3 separate regions of the Homo sapiens genome follow, and regions 2 and 3 are each linked to region 1. Evidence: chromatin contacts called from ENCODE Hi-C data. All regions are on one chromosome and are shown on one strand. The core of a region is the stretch at or near the end of the contact, and the rest is flanking DNA. Distances in the headings are between cores, read along the strand shown.

Region 1 (3,598 bases), core at 304-2,803:
AAACCTTGGGATATTTACAGTCTTGGCTTTGACGCGAGCAAAATCAAATAATATTTACAGAGTGCCTGCCACATGGCAGGCAGGATGTTGAGGGCTCCTCGGAGACGATGAAGAGTCTGGGCCCTCGGAAAGCTTACTTGCTTCTACCCCGGAGCATCTGTTGCTCAGTGTTGACAACCATGGCCATTCAAGAGCTGGCCCCAGGTGGAGCAAAGAAAACAGCTTCCACCTGGCTGAAAAGTCAGCTCAGCTGGCCGAAGTGAGGGTTTCGGGCAAAAGGGAAACACAAAAACGAAACCTCAGACGCGAGCCGGTGGGACTCCGCTGCAGGAGGCAGAATTGCAGAAGCTGTAATGCAGGGAACCCACTCGGCACCCGACCCCGATGAAGGCTCCCCGCGCTTCGAGAGCCAAGGGACTACGGATCAAAGGATCCTGCAGCCGGGGAAAAGCAAACTCGCTTCGCTGGGAGCTCAGATAGGGGGTTGCAAAACGGTGGGCGCCGGAGGCAGGGGCGGCGGGCTGGGGATCTGCTGAGTGGAAATCGAACTGGTGGGGAGGGAGGTGGGCAGGGCGAGTGAGCTCAGTGACTGGGACCTAATGGTCACACTGCGGTGCAAAGCACGCCTCGGGGCTCCCGCGGAGAACACCCATTCGAGGGTACTGGAGCCTGGAAAGGGTCTGCGAGTACACTGGGGGCAGCGCGGGGGGAAGGGTCCCCTAGGGGCCGGGCGCGACAGTCGGACTGCCGCCGGGGAAGAGGTAGGATGCGGTCTCTTCCAGGATAAACACACACGCTCACACACACACTCGCTTCCCGACCCCGGGCTAGCCCCGAGCCTCGGCGGCCCCTTACCTTCGGCGCGCGAGCGGATCTCCGACACGGTCCTCCGCATGGTGGGCATCGCGGCGGCGGCTGCAGGTGGGTCCTCAGCCCGGACTCTGCACCTGTCACGGCGTGGTACACGCGGGAGACCCGGCTGCGCCGCGCAGAGCGCTCAGCTGCAGCCTGGGCCGCGCCGCCGCCCACCTAGGGCAGAGCTGCCGCCGGGCGCGGCCCCCGCACGCCGACAGGAGGAGGAGAAAGGCAGCGGTGGCGGCGAAGGTGGCGGCGCCCGCAGAGCTGGGCGAGCTCTTGCTGCAGCCGCGGAGGGGCGGCTCGGCGAGGGGCGGAGCTCGGGCGCCGGCGCCGGGGGAGGGGCCTGCGGGGCTCGCGCTCCCCCTCCCGCGGCCGCTCAGCAAGGAAGGCGGGTGAGGGGCGGGGAGAGCCAGGGGGAGCCTCCTTCGCCCCGCCCCGCCCCGCTTCGGACCGTATCACGACTCAAAGGGGGGATCAACTCTTAGCCTCCTTAGTCCTCCAGCGTTTTCGCTCCGCCCTGTGGAGTTGGTTGACCCGGTTCCTCCTCCAGGCCACTCGGACTCTCTCACATCTTGCTCAGAAAGGAAAGACTGCTCTGGCTGCTGCATTCTCACGAATCCCCTCCCGCTACCCCTGGCTTTTGATCGCAGTGGAGCCGCCCGTCGTCCGGAAAGAGCTGTTGGGTCTGAGCCGGCAGGCGAAGGCGAAAGGGTCTGGGACTACAAGGTTTAGCTCCCAGCCAGAGCAGGAAAGGAACGACTGACTGTTCGCCATCTGGGTGTAATTCTAACCTCTCTGCACGCCCAGCCCGACTCGTGGCCTGAGCCGCACTTGTCCTCCTGCCTCGCCCACTAGCAACAGGCTGCCAGGTCGGGAGGCCCCTGGTGCCCATGGTGCTCTTGTCCATGGGGCTTGGGTGCATCTGGGCCCCGCCTGCAAGTGGGCCCGGTGCATCTCCCTAGTTCAGGCTCTGCAGCCTGACAAGGCACTGAAATAGCAATTAAGCCAACTAAGTATTGGCCCAGGTGGTTCACAAAAGACTTTTTTTTTTTCTTTTAGTTAAATCTGCATAAAGTTGGATGCAGTCGTTTTATCTGCAAAGGGGAGAGGAGTCTTTGTATAAAATCCATAAATATGTTAAATTTTAATTTGCCGATGTCCTTCAGACTATCATAGCCTCATTACCTTTTATTTTGTATACCGAGATCTATGCTAAAAAGTTGTCAAAACAAATACTTCACCTTCAAGTTAAGATGTAAGGTTTTGTGCTGTTTCTGGCGAGCTGCTGAACTGGCAGGAAAGGAATAAACCAGAAACAATAAATCAGAAGCAATTTGCTTCTTCCCTCATTTCATGCTCTTCCTCCAGCAACCAGCGAAAGAGATCCTCACATAGAGGCCTTTTATTTGAGATCTTTTCACATCCTGAAGGGAGAGAGCTGGAGAGGTTTGACCTGAGAGAGAAGTGATTATTTCCAAGCCTCAGGAAAAAATGAAATAAAATCTGCTAATAGCGTCCTATCTCCATTTGTGGTATTTCTTCTGCTTCCTGCAGGTAGCACTTGCTAATCAGAGCCCTGCCCTACATTAATACTCAGGCAGTCAATGCATATTTATGAAGAGCCCACTCTAGTTGGCTCTGATTCAGAGGCTGGAATTAGAACAAAGAAAATGTATTCTCAGTGTTCATGGAACATCTCAGGGTAAAGCAGGACTCAACAATAAATGAATCTATCTGTTTCAGTGATAGTCATGATTTAAAGTATGGTCTTCTAAACGTAAAAAATGAACACAGCTTTATCTGGACTGTCATCACTGGGCATTTTTATTTCTTCCAAGGCCCAGGGTCTCCTTGTATAAAGCAGGCTTGCTCTGGCTTAATGAACATGAGTCTGAAACAAAATTAAAGGGCTAACATAGCAAGGAAAATAGTAAAAATAATAATCAGCTTTAAAAGTTAGCGAACAGAAACTGGAGGAAATGCAGTGCTTTTCTGATTAACATTTTAGGTGTAATTCTATATGAAGCCATAACCAGTTCTTATTAAAAATCAGTGCGCAGCAGCATGACGATAGTTCATTTATGAGCAATCACCTTTGTAATTCCTAATTAGTCCTCAGATGGGGTTGAGGTTCAATTCTGCTTATTTACAAGTAATAACTGAAGGAACTCCAGAAGTTACCTCTGTTTTGTATAGAGCAATCCATTTTTTACATGTGTGTCCCATTAACTCATCAGCAAAGTTGAAAACGTCATTGATACAGGAAACAAGTCACTTATACAGAGAAGAATATTGCATGATATAGTCTATAGATTACCGTGTGTCCTTTCCCTGATATTATCACTTTATCCATAATGGCAAGCGTATCCCAACTACCTTATTTCTTAAAAACCACTCATTCCTGACTGCTAGAAATCACACATTTTTATTGGTTCAGAACTTGATTGAAGTTGAGGATTGCATTAATCTGCATCTGCTTGATTTTAAGGCTCTCAGATCGTCTCACCTTCTATTGTGTGAGAAGTGCAATGTGCCAGCCCCTGGCAGGGAACTCCGGTTCCAGCCACATGACTTTGTCACGGAATCTGTAGTAGAATTCAGATGTCAGCAAGATCATTTAAAATCTTTCAGGTCATATGACTATACTGCTGATAGACTTAGAAGGAAGAGGGTTATTTAAGGACAACTTCCCTAAGATCCAGGTTTTATCCTCCACAAAATGTACATTGAATACGTAACA
Region 2 (3,149 bases), core at 94-2,593, 3.3 Mb before region 1:
GTAGTATAACATGGTGGTCAGAAACACCAAGATTCTAATTCTAGTTCAACCACCTACTAGTTATATGATACACTGTTTAAATTCCAAAAAGGTGCTTGCACCATCTGTAAAACTGCATCGATGTGGGTTGAAATGAAAAAAAAAAAAAAAAAAAAAAACCATGGAAAACCAACAGTTCACATATTGACCTAAAGAAGATGCTTGGTACAAGGTAGCTACTATCATTACTGTTGCCCTTTTTTGAGAAGAAACACAAAGGCCTGCAACGTTTCCCAGTGTGGCATAAAATTTTCACCGCCCCCCCCCAGAATGTTGTCACTGTGACACGTTGACCAATGATTGAAAAAAATTATATCGGATTGTTAAGTATCTTCTAGCTTAATGAACATTTTAAATGGTCCTTTAAAAATATTTCAAACACAGAGCCATATCCATTGCCATACCATCAGGAATGTCTGCTTTGCTGGCTGCATAATCATTTCACTTTCAATTTGTTTGAACATTTTATCCAGAATTATGCAGTGAGGCTTGGGTTTTTTTCAGATTTTAAACATCAGGTGGTAAGAGGATGACAGCTGTCAAATGTCTTGCATCTGTTTCTATTCGCTGTACTTCTTTTTCCTAGTAAGCCATGTTATCCTTTTGACTCCTATGAACTCATCTAAACAAAATAAAATATCCTCTCCATGCCCTCGGTCTCAACACCGCTCAGGTGATCGTTAATGACGAGCGGAGATGAGACGAGCTGAGCTGTTAATGATAAAAGTTTAAGGCCCTACACAACATATTCCCTAAGAAAGAAAAGTTTGTTACATTCTTCTCCCTCGTGACCCAAAGCTTGAAATCCACGCTTTAGGCAGTACTCAAACTGAGGTTCGGGCAACGCCGAACAAGAAAATAACTTTACCAATGCGTCCCAAAACCACCATCCTTCCTCTCTTCCTTTCTCCCTTCCCCCAAGAGTGGGGGGCGGGGGGAAAGTGCAAGTACACGTAGCAACAAAATCCCTGCGCGCTGGCTGCCGCCCAGAGCCAGAGCCCGCGATGCAATGAAAGTTTTGCGTCCAGTGCCCGGTGTGCGGCCCCTTCTCTGCCTTTGCTAGCCTCCGGAACCACCCACCGCCATCCTCCCCCACCCTGCATACCAGGAGTGCCCGGTCCACACCAGGCCTGCAAAGCCCCCCCAGACCCCGAGCCGCACGGCCTCCCCCAGCGGCTCACCATCGCAGCCCCAGGATGAAGGCGCTGGCTGGCTGGCGGGTGGGCCGGTTGAGGAATCTGTTATCGAGGCTCAGGATCCATTCGCGCCAACAACTTCTCCCGCGAAGTGCAAGAAGGCGAAGACAGTGGCGCGCGGTGATGACGTCAGGAGGCGCGAGCTTTGCTTCCGTCCCGCCCAGAGGCGGGAGGTGCGACGCCTGCCCAGGTGCTGCCCCGAGGGCAGGCGGGCCGCTGACATCGAGAGGAACCACGGTGCTTTGGTGTGAGCTCGGTTTTTGGCGGGGGCGCTAAAGTAGGGGGATCCGATATTGGTTTCCTTGGCAGGCGGGGTACCCAAGTACCTCCCGGTTACACGTCTGGACAATGCACTTCCCTATAGTAACTTTGAAAAGTTTTTACTACCAACTTTAGTAAGATAAATGTTTTAGCTGTGCGTTTTACATATTATGTATAAATATCTATTCTGTAATAAGGTTTCATCAAGAGGCCGGACGCGGTGGCTCACCCCTCTAATCCCAGCACTTTGGGAGGCCGAGGCGGGTGGGTCACCTGAGGTCAGGAGTTCGAGACCACCTGACCAATGTGGTGAAACCCCGTCTCTACTAAAAATACAAAAATTAGCCAGGGGGTGGTGACGTGTGCCTGTAGTCCCAGCTACTCGGGAGACTGAGACAGGAGAATTGCTTGAACCCAGGAGGCAGTGGTGCAGTGAGCCGAGATCGAGCTACTGCCCTTTAGCCTGGGCGACAGAGCGAAACTCCGCCTCAAAAAAAAGAAAAGATACCGAAAGCTTTGGGGTAAACCAGTTGTATATGAATAGATTAGCAATTGAATCACGGAATACAATGAAACATTTGCGTACGATTTCAAGAGAAAGATTAGACCATAAAGAGTTCAATGGAGAAAGCAGTATCTCCAGCTTTGGCTCTAGCTACACTTTTGAAATTCTCACCCATCCACCCCCTGTTGGGTCTTGCGCTTTATGACACCAACATTTCTATGGCGAAAGATAGAACAGCCTGGAATACAACAGAGGCTGAGCATTGACAGCTTGTATTTATTAAACGCCTATTGTTGTACGTGCAGCTCTGGACTAGCCTAGCTCATTTTATCCCCATGATGACACTGACTACTCTTATCCCGAATTTACAGACAGACTGTTACTTATTAACAGGGCCTCACTGCACTGTTCCCTCTGAAGCCAGGATGCTAGGTCTCCAGCCCCACCACCTGCTATTTATGTGACCAAGGGCAAGTTACTGTGCCTCGGTTTTGTCTTAGCAGACATATCACACAAATTTTTGCCCATAATTTTAGAGGACCTACACCAATTTATAATGTTCATTGTGTTATAAATCAATAAATGAGTAAATAAGACATAAAAAGTTGTACGTGTCTTTTATATTACATTCCTCTTAACTTTTGCTTTTTTTTTTTTTTGGCATTTGAAGCCTTCCTTGAGTTTAAATGAGACTTAAGTCAGGAGACTGTAACTTCTTTGTGAGATTGTTTTCTTTAGGAATATTTATTTACATGAAAATACTCTATCTCAGAAATATACCAGATCTAAAATGACTGCATATGCTTTGAAACTCCTCCCTTGAACCTGGACTGGCCTATGACTGATTTGATCAAAGAATACAATGGAAGTGATACTATGCCAACTCCAGACCTAAGCTTTAAGAAGACTGGCAGCTCCTGTCTTGCTCTCTTGGAGCACCATGTAAAGCCAGGGAGGTGGTCATCTGAGACCAGCCTTATAGCCATCTCCACCAGGCACCATGCATGTAAATGAAGCCATCTCAGATCCCATCCAGCAACTGATGGAATTTCACTAGCTTTGTTGACCCCATTCAACACCTGGGAGAGCAGAAAAATCACTCAGTCAAGGCCTGTCCAAATTTCCTGACCCACAGTAGCGTGAACATA
Region 3 (3,354 bases), core at 672-3,171, 4.8 Mb after region 1:
AATAGGAATCACTCTGAGGAGAAAATTGGATATTACAGAAGCATTGCAAAAAGAAAACACCAAACACAACAAAACCTAATAAATTGATAGAAACCCACCTTAATAGTGGTTATTCCAATGACCTTCATGGTATTTATGAGTATTGATTTTTAAAAATTTGATTAGAAATATTTAAATTATCAAAATGATACAAATTTCATTCAAATGACAGACACAAATAGAAAGCTAGTAATCTCCCCTCACTATCCTTCCCTGAGTAAACAATTTTGAGGTGTATCTTCACGTTTTTATATTTATATTAAAATAAACCAATATATAAAGAATATGTATAAGGCTAAGTTGTATTACATAATGTTTTCCATTATTCTACTACTATGCTCTTTAGACTTAAATATAATAGATTTTCTTCTAAGACAATAATTCAAATCTTAGTCAGTGATTCTCAACCCTTGTGCACATTAGAATTTCTAGAGGAGCTTGAAAAAAAGACATTGCCATAGCGCCACCCCCAGAGATTCTGGTTTAATTGGCCTGGGTGGGGCCTTGGCATCAAGCTCCCCGGTTCACTCTGATGTGTAGCTAGTTAGAACCACTGATTTAAGCAATCCAAACAGGCTACATGCCTGAATTGTCCTGGTATGTACGTTCCCAGGAAGGCCCTCTGCTGAGGTAACAACACCAGTGTTTGATTGGGAGAGCTCAGGGGGGCCCAGCTACAGTTTTAAGTCTCCTCTATAAGGTTGACTCTCAGATAGGAAATGTGTTTCATCTTAAAGGATGTTAGAGACAGTCATATGACTGCAAAAAGTGCTACTAGGGCCAGGAATTTCAGAGGCCATGTAAATGACAGTGTATTCTACTAGGCTGGGTTAATTCTGGGGATTAAGTTTGACTAAGTTCTAGAGATTTGTCCTTACCTGCAGATGGAGGCTTCCCTAATGGAGCATCATAGGAAGCCACACCCAGAACTTGTTTCTCCTCGTCTGGCAGAAGCACGTTCTCAGTGGGTGCAGAAACTTGTTTGGCTTCTCTTGGTCTGAGAGAATTTTCAAGCCGACCAACCAGCTCCCTGTGTCTGTACTGGTGAGCTCTTTACTAATAGTCAAACATTTGCATGCTCATTTAGTTTTCTTCACTCTTGTTGCACATCTGAGAAACACTTGAGAGAATGGAAGAGAGAGGCACAATATAGGAGAGCTGTGGAGAGTTTGGCCCCACTTTTTATATTTGTTTCAATGGGATAAAACAGGCAGCCAAGATTATTAGGTTTTGTTCTGAGTTATTGGTTCGGCCTTCACTAAATGGCTTTTCCTCTTTCCAAATTAGACATTTTGAGAAACCAGACAGGTTGTTGAAACTTATTTAGAAGTTTTAAAAAAAGTTGTGAATTTTAAGCAAACGGACCTTGGCAGGTGTATGGACAAAGCCACATTATCCTGAGTAAGGGAACGGAAGGGCAAGGTGTGAGGAAAACGACCAAATCAGAATTGTAATATTTTTCCTCATTTCTTTTCTAGTCATAAAAACAGTAACATTACATATTATTTATTTATTTTGTGGTAGGGTCTCACTCTGTCGCCCAGGCTGGAATGCAGTGGCGCGACATTTTTAGATTTGATCTCTTTTACCCTCCAAAAAATAATTGTCCAGTGTTCCACGTTTAGCTAAAACAGTGAATTGTTAGAATTGCAGCAAAACAATGAACCAAACCGTCAACCGCGAGCAACCTGTACTTGGGAGGTGAAAGTCAGAGGTGAGATTGTAAGGGCTCTGGGTCACTGGGGCATCTGCGCTGGGCAGAAGGGCAGCTCGGTCAAACAGCTGGAGCTGGGAGCCGGTCAGTTGCCAGGCCCTGCCGCTGCTACGTCACGGAGGGCGGGGCGGTGGGCGATTGGCGGTGCACTGCAGCTCGGGCTGCTCTGCAGCCTGGCGGAGACGGGAGGAGGAGCGGAGGGAGAAGTAGGTTGCGAGCTCAGCACAGGCTCCGGCGCTGGCTCCCGCAGCTGAGTTTGGGAGATGTCTAAGTGATTTTTTTTTTTTCCCGGAAGGCAAATGGCTGGCGTGGAAGCACAACCCGCTTTCACTCTTCGAATTTGTGCTTAGCTCTTTTCTTGTACCTTGCGACTCGTGACCAACATGCTGTGATGTGTGCCGAGGGAGGAATTGGTAAGAGTGAGACGGCGAATCCCTCTGACTGTCCCAGCCTTCTGCTTCACCGCCCACCCGCTTTTCCTTTCTGTTTCTCTCTCCTGTTTCTCCCCGCTCCACTTCCCTAGTCGTGTTTAGATTTGATGACATGGCTCAAAACTACAGTTCTGGGCTGTTACTGAACTAAAAAAAAAAAACAACAAAAGATAAAATGATTACACCATTTTCAATCATTTGTTAAAGGGGAATTTAAAAATCTATTTTAAATGCTGGATTTTGTAAAAAGGTAAACTGCACACGCGGGCGCACACGGGCACGTACATACACGCATTCTCACACACCTTTGTACACGCGGGCATACACGGGCACGCACACACACGCATTCACACACACACACACTCCTTTGTCATCCCGTTGTGAAATAAGCAGTTTAAAGAAATTTTGGTTATCTGCCTCAAAGGTGATGAAAAGGGAAGGTGTTGAAGATTTAGCCCAGCAGATTGATTCCTTAAGGTTGATTCCCTAAGGTTGATTCCTTAGGAAGAAAAAGGTGTTTGTATTGGAGCTTTCTCGGAAATAGTTTTCAAAGGAGTGCTACAAAGAAGCCCCCATGCTTCCCCCAAAACACTAACTTTAAAGAACCTAGTTGTTATTCGGGGCACCCTTTATTTTACGTTGTAAAACATGTAGTTTTAATTTACCACGTACAGCAGAGAGACATCAGTTGGTTAGGGAATGGATGGTTATTTTGGTGTCTGGGACCCTGTGCCTTTAGAAAGAATATGTTTTAACTGCTCTTATCATGCTAGCTCAGGTTTTTAAAATGTGATCTGAATAAGACCAAAGTTTCTTCTTGCGTTCTTTTCATGCTGGTTCTAAGCAGGGAGAAAAACAAGTCTGTATGGACAGAGCAAACCTCTAACTCAAAATCAACCTTGAGAGATGCATCAACAAGGACAGGGGCTCCTCATCCACCAATATTTACTTGTATCAGCCTTTAAATCATGTAGGTCACATTTCTGTGAAGAATAGCATCATCGAAAACCCTTGCTGACTTGTGAAGAGCAAAAATCATTGCAACGGAGTAGTTTGTTCAGTGCCCGCAGCAAGAACCTCCCACTCCGATCCACCTCAAAAAGTAATAACTGCTTCTTCTGGACTGTTTTCTATTCTCACTACAAATACGTATCATATACCTACATTGAG

What was found. Hi-C counts contacts between places; a loop is a spot of excess contacts on that map. Pooled maps may share reads with other maps.
Region 2: a loop to region 1 is called in a pooled map, with 2.1 times the contacts of the local background. The contact joins the promoter of RFC1 here to the promoter of ATP8A1-DT in region 1. A Hi-C loop is called at or near these places in 5 of 50 pooled maps.
Region 3: a pooled map shows a loop between it and region 1 (5-fold over the local background). The contact joins the promoter of ATP10D here to the promoter of ATP8A1-DT in region 1. A Hi-C loop is called at or near these places in 3 of 37 single-sample maps with no recorded cell type and 5 of 50 pooled maps.

What each region holds. Positions count from the first base shown.
Region 1 is chr4:42,655,970-42,659,567 of GRCh38, forward strand. It overlaps ATP8A1-DT (ATP8A1 divergent transcript), which reads left to right and starts at 1,554. Exons shown (of 1, transcript NR_186688.1): 1 at 1,554-2,378. ATP8A1 (ATPase phospholipid transporting 8A1) reads right to left here and starts at 1,136. Exons shown (of 37, transcript NM_006095.2): 1 at 856-1,136. The coding sequence starts at 904. RefSeq lists enhancers at 323-372, 1,363-1,572 and a silencer at 863-1,332.
Region 2 is chr4:39,365,019-39,368,167 of GRCh38, forward strand. RFC1 (replication factor C subunit 1) reads right to left here and starts at 1,344. Exons shown (of 25, transcript NM_002913.5): 1 at 1,221-1,344. The coding sequence starts at 1,223. RefSeq lists an enhancer at 1,266-1,385.
Region 3 is chr4:47,483,354-47,486,707 of GRCh38, forward strand. It overlaps ATP10D (ATPase phospholipid transporting 10D (putative)), which reads left to right and starts at 1,922. Exons shown (of 23, transcript NM_020453.4): 1 at 1,922-2,166. RefSeq lists enhancers at 1,759-2,053, 2,025-2,094.